Linked DNA regions of Homo sapiens: region 1 is linked to region 2. Evidence: read pairs that join two places in POLR2A ChIA-PET (ENCODE). Cell type or tissue: A673. All regions are shown on one strand.

Region 1 (8,000 bases), 110 kb before region 2:
GAAGCCAGTTTGGCTAGAAGGAACACAGGCCTTGATCTGCATATTTGTTTCTTTCAAACGCCCATTGTGAAAGTACAATGATCAAAATATTTCAGTTCCCATGAGAATAAAGTGACAAACATTGTTTCCCTTCTCATCTAACATAAACTTGATTTAACAAGTCCACATCATGGGAAATTTAGGAGCCCTTTGTACACTGTCAATTAGATTGGCAAGTAACCGATTTATTCAGAGGAAGAGCTGGGCGTTAGTGAAGGACAGATCTAGGTTTAAATCCTGACTCTCTCACTTCCTTGCTGTGTGACTTTGGGCAAGTTGCTTATTGCATAAAATGTTAAAATGTGCATAATAATAGTACAATCTAGCTCACGCAGTTGTGAGAATTAAATGAGATAATTGATATAAAGTATTTAGTACAGCTGCCTAGCACAGATTAAAGTCTTCCATAAATGGTAGCAATGATCTTTCAAGAAATAATTCTTCATAATTTTAAGGAAAGGATCACGCTCATTATTTTCTTCCTTCCCAATCTTTCTAACATGGGCCCACATAAAATGTGTCCCCCTCTGTCAACATCCCTTCACACACACACACACACACATACACACACGCGCACGCACACACACACACTCTCTCTCTCTCTCACTCTCTTTCTCTCAGATGAGGAACCAAGCTCAGGGGGAGGTCTTGGGATTAGTTCTGATTGGTTCTGATTGGGTCACATGCCCATCACTGAACCAGTGGAATGCTGCATGCTAATTGGCTAGTTCTGGGTCAAATGCCCACCTCTGAGGACAGAGGAAGAATCAGTTTGTTTAATTGATCCACGTGGATAGGCTAAGCTCAGGCAGAACTTCCAGCAAAACTTGAGTGCTGTTTTTAGAAAAAAATAGATGGAATAGATTTGAAATGAACAAAAACATTATATCTCCACTCAGGCATTTCTCTTTCCTGGGCAATTGACTGGAGGTTGCATGGGGTAAACTGATCCAGACTGCAATGATTTATTGAAAAATGCCATGCCTATTCAAATTGACAAAAATTTATAAAACTTGACTAGATCCAAAAGCCTCCACTCCAGTGAAAGGGTAATGCAATGTATTATTAATACATATTAATAATTAATACCTACTCTTAGGGATACCCTGCTCTTCACTTAGCAGAAGATGTTAGATGATAGGCGAGCAATTGATCAAAAGGTCAGAGGATCACAGGCATTTCTGTGATGTAGCAAGCACTGAGAATAGCTGTGAATATCCCAGGAATTTTCTGTAGGTATCAATAAAGCAAGATTTTGTTTCCTGAACACTGACCTGAGTTCTAGTTTGGTGAACTTTGTATTTTTTATTCACATTTAGCTTCCAGTATTTTCAAACAGGGGTTAATTCAAGGAGAAGACCCAAAGGATAAGGAGGGGAGACATCTTTTTTTTTTTAACCACATACTTTGTGATATGCATGTAATACAGATGTAGGGGTTTAAAGAATGCTGATAAATGTAACATTTTATTAATTTATGAAGCCTAGGGAAGAACATGTAAAGAGATCAGGATCTGATTTCAGATTTTACTTGCTCTTAAATAGATATCCCAGGGAAATTCAGATAAATTAAGACTCAAACGAAACCAACAAGAACATCATCAGATGACATGCCAGGCACTGTGCCCAGAGCCTTCTCAAGCAGGGTCTCCTTAAATCCTCCTGAGGATTCTTGGAGAAGGGCAATATTCTCCCCTTCCACAGATGAGGAAATTGAGGTCAGAAAGATCAAGATCACAAAAATACTCAATGGTGGAGCTGGTAAATGAATGAAAGTCTTCTAACGCCAACTCTATCCCTCTCTTTCCAGGATAAAATGTACCTTCAACTTAGCTGGTTCATCCAAATACTATAGATAGAATTTTGTTTTGTTTTTCAATTTCTAAAAGACACAACCATGGCTTTACTTAATTGGAACAAAAATTCTGAGAACTAAACATTCTCTTTCCCAGGAAGGCGGGCTGCAAAGGCACAGAGACTGTAGAATCTGGAAAATGTCAACTTCTCTGAGAATCAGGGTTAATGACCAAGGCTCACCACTCAGAACCAAGTATTTTGACTTCTGTGCAGTGCTCCAGGAGAACAAATTAGAAGTTAAGCTAGGGGGAACTGATAAACCAGTGGGCTTTGAGTCACAAGGACCTAGATTTGAAGATCGGTGTAAATAATTATAACTGGAATAACTTTGGATAATTTACCCAACCTCATTGAGCCTCATTTGTGAAATAAAAATAATTATTTCATTTTATTATTATTATTGTGAGAATTAACCATGGTAATACATATAAGGCATTTAGCACCAGGCCTGGCCCATGGTAAGTACATCATAAACGATAGAGATTTTATAGTGTTAAGATTATTAGTATTTCTTAAGATTGATTAGAAGTAAACCTCTTTTGTGGGAGGGGGGAAATGTATTAATTTGTTTCACAGGAACATGATATGCTAAGTTAGTGAATTTATGTGAGGCAGTGGGTGTGACAGACAACGCAATGAGTGGGAGACACGAGTGTGTTTGCCTTTTTGGGACCTCAGGAGTGAGGTGGGTCAAGGGCAAAGCTGATCCAAAAGGAAGCTGTGCCAGATACATGGAGTGGTGAAGGTAATGAAACTCCTTATGTCAATGAAATTACAACAAAGAATGCCTTTTGTAAATGCAGCAAACAAAAATTAAGGGTGGGAAAACACGTGGTTTTTAATGTCCAATTTAGGGGATGGTTAGGTCCAATTTAGGGGAGGATGTAAAGAAGAATTTAGTTTATGCAGCAGGTGAAGAATAGAATTACGGGAATAATAATCTTGAATTATTTAGATCAATTTACTGAGCCCATAATCTCAGGAATTTCTGACATTGTAGTAAAAGTAAATGAGGTGTCTGTAGATCCACATGGCTTAACCTGTGTGGCCACTGCTTGTGATCACCTCTGTATGAAAGAACGCTGATTTGAGGTGGCTCTAATGCATTAACCACATCAATTGCTTCCTGCTCCTTGTTGTCACCAAGGTGGGCCACACTCACCTAAAAATTAGGGCAGGCAGAAGGGGGAACCACTAAGCATTTGCATTAGTTTCCAGGTTCCCTTGTCAGTTTTAACCCCTGCAATAGTAATCTTTTGGCGAAGGAACACACAACCCTGCCATTGTGGGGGAGTAAGGATCCCAAGGGTTTGGGGAGAAGTTTTTCTGTCTTATCTGAGAATGGAGTCATGTTGCCTTTGGATCTCAAGACCTCAGGGAGATAGGGAGCTCCAAGTCCTGAGAAGGAGGAATGGTACCTGGTACCTTGAATATGAGGCACACACTAAAAGGTAAGAAGGAGAAATAGAAAGAAAGAATGAAAGAAAGAAAGGAAGGAAGGAAAGAAGGAAGGAAGAAAGAAAGAAAGAAAGAAGGAAAGAAAGAAAGAGCAAGTGAGAGAGAGAAAGGAAGGAAGGAAGGAAGTTGCTTGGCTTTAGACCTGAGTATTTCAGCTGTAGAAAGAGCAATTTTGCTGACTGGTGAGGTGGGGGTGGGGGAATGTATCTATTTCCTGATAATGTCTTCTGTGCTGAAAGTGCCCTGGATAGCAAGAAGGGGCACTGGGCCAGGAGAAACCACCAGAAAGAGGGCAACCCTCCAGTGCAAGAGGGTGAAGCAGCCTGTTCTTGAGTAGTGTGGACAGAACTGAAGGCATCTTTGTCATGGACTGTAGTGCTCCTTGTGGATGCTGAGGGACTCTGGAGCCCCGTGGGATTTTGCTTTACTGGGCTTCTTGCCCTGCTGCAAACACATCCTTTCATAGTTCTTTCTTGTGACTGCAGGAGATTGTGCTCCAGCATCAAAATGAGAAGCAAAAGATCATGGATCCAGGCCAGGGTTTCCCACTAATTAGCCATGCCCCGTCCCTAAGTCACTTGGCATCTAGGCCTCAGTTTCCTCATCTAGTAAATGAGAGTTAAATAAGATTATTTCATATATCAACTAAATCCCAAACAGGATTTTTCAATATCTTTTGTCCACTGTCTTCCCCCATCAATTCTTTCCAAAAAACATGCCCTTGTTGAGAAGTCTGAGACCTTGAACCCCAAATGCCTAGTGTGGTGAATGGCACACAGTAGGTGCTCAAGAAATACTTATAGAATGAATGTTTCTTTGGAAAGTCTCTGTTGAATGGATGCTGCTTTCTATTATTTCTTCCCAGAGAAAAGAGGCTAAAATCTATGGCAATATAAGAGGGGAAAATCATTCTAATAGTTGATGACACAGAATACATTAAAGCAATGCTCAGTCACCATACATTAAGTCTTTTTAACATGGCTTTTAAACAGCTTTTCTTATTAGCCAAATGAAATACAGTAATCCTTTAACTCTCCTGTGTCAGATTATCAGCTATTTCAAGTAAGTGTTAACATTTCTGTCACTGGCAAAAGTGAATTATGTTTTCCTTCCCAAGCTTGCATCAACATGCCCAACAAGCGGGCTGCACGCGCCTCTCTAATGGGACAGTGTGAGGTGCCACTGCGGTGATTATGAAGCAGCTCGACATCTGGAGGTGGGGGCATGTCAGCCCCACCCTGCAGCCTGAGCAGGGCCAGGCAACCTTTGCAAGATGAGTGAATGAATGAATTGGGATGTCATCCTGGGTGAATAACATAACTCCTATAACTGCTCTGGTTTTGTTCTATAAATAGCCTGAACAGAAAATTCTAGATGCTGTTATTCCTTGTGAATTTCTGTGTCAGGGTTGATGACAATACAGAGGATACCAGCTACTTTATGGTCAAACACCCATTCTTTAGAAATCTGGAAAATCTGTCCACCAGGAAAATTCAGTTGGGTGATACAAAGTTCTTATTTTGCAAACCAGTTGATCATGGTGTATCAGAGAAAGATCATATTTAAGAGACAAACTGCAATAGAAATTCAAATTTCTTACCAGGTGAATGTGATCAGGCCCTGGAGCCCATTTCTTGTTGCCTCTTCCACCTCCTCTTGGCTGTTCAGCGAGCCATGTTGCTGCACCACATCATGTCTTTTCACCGCCCTTCCTGCTGATGGGAACAACTACCCATCTTGTCTACCTGGAGAAACCTCACCCATCCACCAGAATGATGCTTTTCTTTTTTCCCTAGTGTTTTGCACCTACCTCTATTGGCACTTCTACATCTCATTCTAATTATATGTATATAATCTTGTCTCTTCCATTGAATGATGAATTTCTTGAGGTCAGAAACTATATTTTATTTTGAATTTCAAATGCTCTGGCATATATTAGAAGCCAAATAAATGATTGTTGAGATCAATAACTACTACTTAGAGTATCTCAGTTATTCACACTGAAACACTGGAAAGTAAATATTATTACTTTCATTTTAAAGACAGAATATAGGATCACAGATTTTTAGATAACTTGCCCAAAGTAATAAACTAGCGATAGAATATCTTAGATTGAAAATCAAGTGTGCAATGCCCATTTTAAATTAAATATAAGAACATTTAACATGTGTGCAGAATCACTAAAACTTCACAGATTGTATTTGTTAGTTCATGCATACATATATATTTTGTTCTAACCAGAACAGTGGAAACCTAGCACTGAATTAGGTCAACTGTTTTATCTTCTTTCACTTCTTAATATGAGCACATTTTATTAGTGCTTTCTACCTTTGGCTTACTAATGAGTAAGGAAGGGCTGAAAGGAAAATAGGTTGTCCCATCTTTTCCTGTCCTTCCATGTCATTATTTCAGTGTAAGTGGCTGGCTAATACAGGGAAGTGAGAAAGGATCTGGAAAACTCCTGCGGTGAGAGAATTCACTTTTGAGGAAATGAAGACCTTAAGGGGGAAAATAGAATGAAGACAAAGGTCAGAAATATTCATATAAAATCTCCTATAAATATATTTCTAAAAGGAAAATTTAACTGCAGAAATAAACACCAAATATAGTCAGTTGGTGACTTTTCTCACACTAAATTAGTAATAATACATGTACATTTATTTCCCTTGCCATGTTTAGCTTAATTGAAACTTTTCAAGATAGCTCTCCTGAAAACTGGTGGTTGCCAATTTGTTGTACTCCAATATGCATGCTAATAAGCATGTTTAAAGGTAGAGATAAATATTAATTAAAGGTAATATGCATGCTAACAAGAATTTTTATGTGTCTTTCTCATCCTCCAACCAAATGTTTCATGCTTTTTTGATTTTATGGCTGGAGCTCCTCTTCTTTGATGCTCCTTCCAGTCTTTTCAGTGGAGTCAGAAGCAGAGACTTGACTGCCTGAGATGGGAAAGGCATTGGAGACCCTCAATTGTTCTCTGCCGAGGAAGTATTTAGTGCTCTTCTCTCCCGAAACGCCCCTGGAAATAGATTGCTTAGGTCTGCAAATGTTAACTTCTCGCCTAGGCTCCTGTTGCGGCTTTGCCCTCCTCAACACGTTGTGGCTCCCTCCTCAGAGAAAGGCACAGTTCTAAGGTTGGAATGATTTCCCTTCATCTTCCCTTATCTTTCCCAAGGCCACAGTGCAAAATCTTCTCCTTTTTTTGCCATCTGTTTTACCTCCCCTTTCTATTCCCAAACCCCAGTTTCTCTTTTTAAAATTACTCCCAACAGGACTAGCTTGCCATTCATATGTACTGGAAACAAGTTGCTAAAAAGGTTTATATAAGTAAATTTGTGTACAATTGAATTTTTCTTAAGGGAAATTTGCAATTACTCTATGTTACTTCTTTGTGTGGAAAGAGCATGGGTTTGGATTAGTTAGATTAAAATTCAAATTTTAGCTTTTCTCCCTTGGTAGCAAAATGACTGACCTTGGGAAGGTGTGCACAACCTCTCTGAGCCTTAAATTTCTCAACTCCCCTGAATGAAAATAATGATGTCTACCTTGCAAACACCAGGACATGCTGTTGAATTCAAAAGTCAGATAACAAAATGCATAAGAAGTAAGATGCCACTATGTAAACTTATATATGCGTGAGTGTAGAGGAAGAGATGGGTATGCAAGAATCGTCAACAAAATGCTGATGGTGGCTGGTTTTGGGAGACATTTGCTTTTTCCCTTTTTTCTTTCTGTAATGTTTGAATTTTGGGCTAATTACTGTATTAACAGGGAATGAGAAACATGTTTCAGTATTAAATAACAAAGTTGTTGTAACTTTAAAAAAGAAAAGAAAAGAAACACGCATTACCTGATATAAATAAGTAAAATGTATTAAATCTCTGCTAAACATATGTTGTTGTTCTATGTTCTTTATACCCATTGTTTGATTTACTCCTCACAGCAGGCTTGGAGTTACTCTTATCCTAGCATGATGCCTCATGCATAGTAGGTACATGGGAAATGCTGGTTTTCCTTCTTCTATGCTATATGATTAGTTGGGTTTCATTCTTATTATATTCATATCACTAGACACAGAAACAATAGATGATATGTTTTTAGTGCTTTTGGGTACTGAATATTCCATTAAACATGGGGAGAGTGATGAAAAGTTCCAGGCAAGTATTTCATATACAATTTAAGGGAAAGGGGCTTCTCTACCTTAATATACATCTCAACGCTGGTTTCTCTCTAAAAATTTAGTTAGCTCTCTATTTTTCTAGTGGCTGCTCTAGCCAATGGTGTAACAAGGACAAAATAGGAGATTTTCTTAAAACTGATGCACATTATCAATTGTTATCTTTTGACATATAAAAAGTAACTACGTTGTTTTCTTTTTAAAAGAAACATACAGTGGCAAATACTTAAAATGTGACCACATAGATTGGAAACACAAAAATTATCTACTTTCTCCTAAAATGTGTATTTTGCACCCTTCCTAGCATTAACTACCCAATTTCCAGACCCACAGATCAATAATTATTCATGGCTGAGACCCATCAGCGGTTAGTAAGTGCTCTGTGCAATTTTCAGGTCACTTTTGTAGTTTGAAATTTTCCATCTGTCACATGGAAATCCTTTTCTATACAGCATAAGTGAACACTT
Region 2 (8,000 bases):
CCAGATATATATCTCAATAATACCTCTAGGCACCAGAGATATAGCCATGAAAAGAGAGACAAGGTTTCGTTCTTCAGATAACTTGCACATGGTGAGGGAGACAGATATGTAATGTAATTTCAGCAATTAATAAGGGCTACGAAGAAATGCAAAACACGGCAAGGTAATGATGGCAGCAGGAGTACTATTTTACTTATTTTTAAGTTTTATTTTATTTTTAGTGGACACATAATAATTGGACATATTTATGGGACACAGTGTGATGTTTGAATATATTTATACATAGTGTAATGATCAAATCAGGGTAATTATCATATCCATCACCTCAAACACTTACAATTTCTTTGTGAAAAGATCATTCAAAATCCTCTCTTCTAGCTATCTTGAAATATATAATACAGGAATTAGACTCCCTCCCCTCCACCAGGAATTAGAGGTCTACCTCCCCGAGAAATGCATCCCTCAAGAACCTAGGACACTGTCAATCCATTTCAGTCACTTTTTTTCCCTGTAATGTGTCTTGCGTAGTGTTTACGAGCTTTTTCTTTCCTTTTTCTGCATTAGTAAAGCTAATAATAAATGCATAGAGCAATATTTTTAAAGGAGTGCTATTTTAGATAGAGTGGCCATGGTGGCACCTGGAAGGGAAGATATTTGAGCAGAGACCTGATGAAGTAAGAGAGCAAAATGATGCGAAGTTATGGCGGCAGGGCTTTCACAATGAAGTGAGCAAGTACAAAGGCCTGAAAGCAGGGTACTCCTGCATGTGTTTGAAAAACAGTGAGGACAGAGCAATGTCCCCTTTACACTAGGCAAAAGGGGCTCCTGCCTTTGGCCTCTGTTTTAAAAAGACTTGTAGATCACAAACATATACATACACAAATGGCAGGCACATGGGTGTCTATCATGCAGAAGCTGGCGATTTGCTCTGGTTACATCACAACCTGCAGTTTTAAACAGCTGCCCTCATGACTCACTCTCTCCAGGTTCCAGGGAATTGTCCATATGTCTTGACTTACATGCTCAAAACAAAAGGCAACTGTGTCTGAATGCCAGGGTTGGAGGTTCGCTGTGCTGACACACAGGTTTGGAATGCAGTGAGTGAGGTTTATAGACATGAAAGCACTTTAGCTTAAAAAAAAGACAAACTAATTAACTTGTCAAATCCTAAGAAAGCATAAATACAATTGATTTTTGCATAATGAAAATTGTTTCTCAGATTGTTGATGTTCTTGCTTCTCTTTCCATTCCATTTCCCAGCGCTAGCAGTGTTCACAAATTAGGGTGGTATTGGCAACAGTTACATATGGAAGCTGAGGAACATTTTACAATACTAAACAGTACATATTTATCTCAAGTTTGTCTGTATATAGGTCTGGATGTGATAGGTATGAAGTGCAATACTGAGACAACTAGATAAACACTAAGCTCTAGAATTGTGCATATTTTACATTATAAAAATATTAAAAATATTTAATTGAGTTTTCTTTTTTTAACTTTTAGGTTCAGGGGTACATCTGCAACTTTGTTATATAGGTAAACTGAGTGTCACAGAGGTTTGGTGTGTAAATTATTTTGTCACCCAGGTAATAAGTATAGTACCCAATAGATATTTTTTCTGATCATCTCTCTCCTCCCACCCTCCACCCTCAAGTAGGCCCCAGTGTCTATTGTTCCCCTCATAGTGTCCATGTATTCTCATTGTTTAGATCCCACTTAAAAGTGAGAACATGTGCTATTTGGTTTTCTGTCCCTTTGTTGGTTTGCCTAGGATAATGACCTCTAACTCCACCCATGTTGCTCCAAAGGACATGATCTCATTCCTTTGTATGGCTGCATAGTATTCCATGGTATATATGTACCACATTTTCTTTATCTAGTCTACCATAGATGGGCATTTAGGTTAATTCCATGTCTTCACTATTGTGCATAGTGCTGCAATGAACATATATAGGCATGTGTCTTTTCAGTCGAATGATTTGTATTCCTTTGGGTATATACCCAATAATACGGTTGCTGGGTTGAATGATAATTCTGTTTTAAGTTCTTTGAGAAATCACCACAGTACTTTCCGCAATGGCTGAATTAATTTACACAGCCACCAGCAGTGTATAAGTGTTCTCTTTTCTCCACTATCTCACTAGCATCTGTTATTTTTGAATTTTCAAAAGATTAAATAATATTTCAGCTTTCTTTTCTAATTTTATTTAAAATTTGGATAGTCAATTATAATTTGCATTTGCCTTTTAATTGTAATAAACAATATTGACTATTTTAGAAAAAACTAACCCTTGAAATATAGAAAAGTACTTTAATCCTTTAATTTTATTAAACACCTAGACATGTGCAATAATCATTAAATTCAGTTATCTGATATTTTGCAGCCCTTCAGTTACATAAAAACCAAAAATCATAGCTTCACATGTGCTTTTTCTGTTTTTGTTATTAGAAAGGTACATTTTCCTGAGTAGGAGAATAGAACATATTTAACAGTTTATTAGCTTAATTTATAATTTTTAGTATTTAGATATATGATTTTCAACTTTTACCTCTCGTCTGGGTCCCACAGATGTTATGGATGTCTGGGTCAATGAACCTGGAGACTTGTCTAGTTCATGTAGGGTCCTGTAGACCATGATAAGGAATTTGGATTTGATTCGAAGTTTAATGGTAATCAATGGATTGTTCTGAGCTGGGTACTGGCCAACTGGAAGCCCATTTCTATTTTGCAGGATCAGTGCAACTTTAATTAACTGGAAACCAAAAGATCAGATCAAGGATTTCTCCCCCTCCCATCACTCCTAACTAGAAAACTCTAGAACTGTCCTAGGGTTTCCAACACCATTTCAGACCACAAAGTCTAATTTAGTGAGTGGTCTGACTTACCCAACACATGATGGACAGCTGAAGTAAAAAAGAGATTTCCCTTAAGTAAGACATAATTTCCCCTTGGGTGGCCTTGACTTTCCGCATGCAAACAATGGATAAAATAGATTGATTTTCTAGGATGACCATATGCCATATTCAGACAGTATATTCTCTGCAGTCAGGCTGTCTGCTTTGAATCTTGGCTTCTCCACTCTCTAGAGCTATATGCCCTTGGAACAATTTACTTGACCTTTCTCTCTCCCTGTGTGTGCGGATGAGGGGTGTTAATGATAATATCTGCCTTATAAGATTGTTGTGAAGATTAAATGAAATAAACTACACAAAATTTACAACAGGACCTAGTGTATTTTAAGCACTTAAAATATTTTTTATGTATCATTATTTCTCATCTTCTTGGCTACCAATGAAAAAAATGAGAAAAGCCAGCTTTCAATTCTGTGAGTTTGGGTTTTTTAAATTAAGCAATTCATAAAGAAGTGAGCTTTCCAGAATTGGCACTATTCGGGCAGGGGACTGGATAATTATTTTTGTTGAGAATTGTAGACATAATTTCAGCCTAAGAGAGAAATTGAATTTCATGAGCTTTTTCTAACGTCAAGGTTTTATGCTTCTTACCATTAATTCAGCTTCCTGTGAGTGCCCCAGCCTTGCAGAGTTTATAATCTCATTGGAGAAATTAGAATGACTCACATAAAGCAGGTAACAATAAAGGAGAAAGTAGTCATGATGAAGGGCCCTGAGGGTAAATGGATAGTGGCGGGTCCAGGTAGGAAGCAGGCAGGAAGATTTCCTGGATCAGGTGGGATTTTTTTCAACACACAGCAGAGGTACACTGGTTGGGTAGAGAGGGAGGAGAATGATCCAAGAATGCTTACGTCGAGACCCCCAACTTGTCCCACTAAGACAGAGCTTCACATGCCTCCCTCACTACTGCTCATGCCCCACTCAGAACTGCTCTATCCTCCAGCTCTCATGGGAACAGAGGACTGGGTTCTGAGGAACCTCTGTGAACACTAGACAGACAGCAGAGGTGGGATGAATTGCCCTTCTCCATACTTCTGTACTGGGATTTGAACTGTTTCTCATTGCCCATATCCCAGTGAGCTGGCCCAGTTCCGTTATTGACACTGAGGCATGGAACCTTTCTACTAAGACTGTGGCCAAGGACCAGCAGCTCTGGCTTATTAGAAACAGAGCACTGGCAGCCTAAGACCTACTGAATTTAAATTTGCATTTTAACAAGAGCCCCAGGTGAGTTTTATGTGCCTTAAAGTGTGAGAAGTACTTTTAAAACAGTGGTTCTCAAATCTGGGAGAGCTGGGTGAGAGTCTACCTGGAGGAGCTAGATACCCAGGTCTCTCCCCATATCTGTTGAACCAGAATTTCTGAGATGGGGTCTTGGTATCTATATTTTTTAAATGTGTAATTTTAAAAATTGGGAGCAAATGTGTTCAATCAGGCTTGGAAACTATTACTTTAGGGGAAAATACAGGTATAGCCTAGACTCCTGAGGCTCACAGAATTACCAATTAGCATCAGATTGTACCAATTGTGAAAAAAAATGCTAAGCCCTAAACGAAGACCTGGAGAAGTCACCCTAGTTACCCTATGACCCTGGACAAGGCTCTTGATAGGACTTAGCAAGTTATTTTTCTCATCTGTAAAGTGGGGATATTAAAGTATCCACTTTGTGGAATTGTTAAATACACACACACACTCTCTCTCTCTCTCTGAAACACAGCTCTTTAATTCTTGCTAATGTTGAAAAACTGGACAGAGTCAACTTCTACCTGGAATGATCTTCTCCCAGACACCCACATGACTCTCCATGATACTCCTTCAGCTCTCTCCCCAAACATCATCTCGTCCTAGTCAGGCTTTCCATATCTACTCAACACAAGAAAGCAAAATGTGCCGCCACCATCATCATTGTTCTTTATCCTTTGCTCTGCTTCTTATTCTTCTTTATAGTGTTTATCCTTGCCTGACACTTTAGATATTTATTTGCTAATTGACTGTCTCCTCAACTAAAATTTAAGGTCCACAACATAGAGACTTGGTCTTTCTCTTCACTGTGACAACCCTATTGCTAGAATGGTGACAAGCATACAGTAGACATCAATAACTATTTATTGGGTACTTGAATTAATAAATAAAATTTGATACTAATATTCCTTGACTCCTTAAGTATTCCCAATTAAAAGGCAGTAGGTCTCTTCAATAACTCGCTCCTGTATCACCTTCTATGTGAAGCCTTCCCAACAGACTCTTCTTGCCTTAGAGAGAATCAATGCTCCCCTCCTTGTGCTTTATATATTCTTTCCTCTAATTACTCACTATCAAGATATCTTCCTCAACTTCTCTATAGACTATGAGCTCCTCAACAGCAAGGACCATTTCTAGTTCATCTTGGGGCCGCCGATTCTTGTGTTTATTGAATGAAAAATGAGTGAATTTTCCCATCACAAAAGATGAAACCATACTCATATGCAACAAGAGTCTTTCTGATTTCAGAGTTGTAGCTTAGGGGGAAAAGTGGGGGTGGGGGGGAATTTTTTTTTTTTTAAAGCAGATATTCTTAAACAGCTATTGGTTTCCATTCCTGAATTCAGTCTCCTATATCTCATCCCTCTATCAAGATAAAAATGCAAGCCCATTGCTTGAATCATGAAGAGTTATGCCAATAAGCTTAGACTAAGGCAGGGGAGACCAGATGCTGCCGAGATAATGTCAAGTCCAGAATTAAAGAGAAGCCAGTGGACGGTTCCTAAAGCAATATTGCAGCATCTCAGTTTCCAGTACCAGAGGCCCATTGCGTCAATCTTTCAGCATACCTACTGTTCAATCTGTTAGGAGAAGCATGCAAAGCACATTTATTTCCAAGTGCCCAAGCTACTATACTAAATAATACAGGAAAAAGGTGAAAGGAGATAGAGAATTTAATTGCTCTTTGCCTGCAAAGCTCTTCAGTGCTTGCAGGAAAGACTGTCTGTAAGGATCCCATCTTAGGTACTCTTGCAGGCTCAGGAAGACTGTTTTCCATAGGGATACCAGGATTTGGCAAGATGGTAGGTACAGTGTACCCTCACCTTCCGACATTCATGAGTGTCAATTCAAAGACTTATATGTCAACTGTTGGAAGGATTGATGAAAACCTGCTTATGCCATTCTAAAATTTGACTTTACTAAATCTTTTTGTTTAAAAAATACTATTGTCTTTCCTATCTTTTTAAAAGTTTGCTTTTAGTAATTGAAAAATTCCTTCACACCAGTTTCCTCAATTTTTTTCATGCAGTCAGTATTTACTGAGTACCTAGATGTTGGACACCGCTGTGGGCACCAAGTGGGACTTCTAAGTTGGGAAGTGGGGGGAGACATTCAAATGCAGGGAAGGAAAGATATGCCAATACAGCTGTAATAGGGAATTTAATACTGATAAAAATTAAAGAAAGAAATGCACATTGGTAATTGATTCCAAAACTGCACCCAATTTCTGTGCTTCTGTTATTTATATACTTGCCACATGGAAACATTTTCTATCTGGTCATCACTAAACATGTCCCATGTGCAAGCACAAAATAAGCCAGTCTCAAGTCTGAGTAGAGAGATATAGCCTCTGCCCCGATTGCTTAAGAATGATCTGATGAACATTCAGTTGCTGTTCCCTGTTTAATTAATTCTGATGGGCTATTGATGTACCACAACTGTTTGTCCTAATAATGAGCTCCAAAATTAGAATGACTGCAACTCACTTAGACAGCTGCCACAAAAAATAAGTATTTGAAAGTGCTCTTGGTCAAGGCAATGGGGTAGAAATGGCTGTAGTTCAGCATCAAATTCACATGATTATGTCACATGAGTTTTATTTTTTCTTTTCAAGCATAGTTAACATACCAGCAGTGATGACTGCAAGAACTGTTACTAGCTGTAGAGTTGAGACTGCTACTTCATATCAGTATAGCAAGGATAAGCATGTAGCCAGACGTGTGCTAATGTGGAGTCAATATAGCAACAGGCATTGAACAATTTAGGTCAGTTCCTTGCAATGTTTAATTAGACTAATATATCTGTTTGCAATTAATAGCAGATGTGACAAGCTAATGTGTCCATGCACAGACAAATTAACCTCTGCCCATCAGCTGCTAGGATCTGTGAGAAAGCTGCCATGTTTTGCTTCTATCCATCCAAGTCTAAATAAAATTGCAGAAGAATTATAAACATGAATATTAGTAGAAAATACGCTGCACATGAAGCACTGTCCATAGGAAACTATTTTTCAGGCAGGCTGTCAGATTTTAACAATCACAACAAGAATTAACATTTGTGTTACCCTTTACTTTGTAAAAATCATTGTAATAGACTTTACTTTTTAGAGCAGTTTTAGGTTTACCACAAAATTGAGCGGCAGGTAGAAAGACTTCCCACAGATCCCCTGTCCCCACACATACATAGCCTTTTCCATCAACATCCCCCACCAGAGTGGTACCTTTGCTATAATTGAACCTATATTGTTACATCATTATCACAGAAAGTCCATCATTTTCATTAGAGTTCATTCTTGGTGTTGCAGTTCTATGGGTTTGGACAAATGTAAAATGACATGTATTCACCATTATAGTATCATACATAGTAGTTTCACTGCCCTAAAATCCCCTGTGCTCCTCCTATTCTTCCCTCCTCCCCCCAGCCAATCCCTGGCAACCACTTATCTTTTTATTGTCTCCATACTTTTTCCTTTTACAGAATGTCATGTAGTTGGAATAATATGATATATAGCCTTTTTCCAGACTTGTTTCTTTTACTTAATAATATGCATTTAAGTTTCCTCCATGTCTTTTCATGACTTGCTAGTTCACTTCTTCTTAGCACTGAGTAATATTCCATTGCTGGACGTACCATAGCTTATTTATCCATTCACCTGCTAAAGGACATCTTGGTCATTCCCAAGTGTTGGCAATTATAAACAAATCTTCTATAAACACCTGTGTGCAGGTTTTTGTGCAGATATAAGTTTTCAACTCCTTTGGGTAAATACCAAAGAGTGTGACTATTAGATAGTATGGTAAGAATATGTTTAGTTTTGTAAGAAACCACCAAACTGGCTTTTGAAG

The links. ChIA-PET counts read pairs that join two places held together with the same protein. Peaks named below come from ENCODE experiments on the same cell type or tissue, not always from the same donor. Only the 100,000 strongest peaks of a DNase experiment are listed, where the experiment ranks them.
Region 1: POLR2A ChIA-PET joins it to region 2 with 12 read pairs; 3 of 35 experiments call an interaction of 5 or more read pairs at or near these places.

The regions. Positions count from the first base shown.
Region 1 is chr1:90,291,987-90,299,986 of GRCh38, forward strand. It overlaps LOC107985088 (a long non-coding RNA gene), which reads right to left. Exons shown (of 6, transcript XR_001738146.3): 1 at 4,954-8,000. Among named protein-coding and RNA genes, the nearest start is that of LINC02787, 250 kb to the right of the region's middle. In A673, a CTCF peak has its summit at 3,751; DNase peaks (open chromatin) are centred at 155 and 3,765; H3K27ac peaks cover 1,333 bases.
Region 2 is chr1:90,402,331-90,410,330 of GRCh38, forward strand. No RefSeq gene overlaps it. Among named protein-coding and RNA genes, the nearest start is that of LINC02787, 140 kb to the right of the region's middle. RefSeq lists a silencer at 889-1,089. In A673, no CTCF peak of the experiment used is centred here; a DNase peak (open chromatin) is centred at 1,031.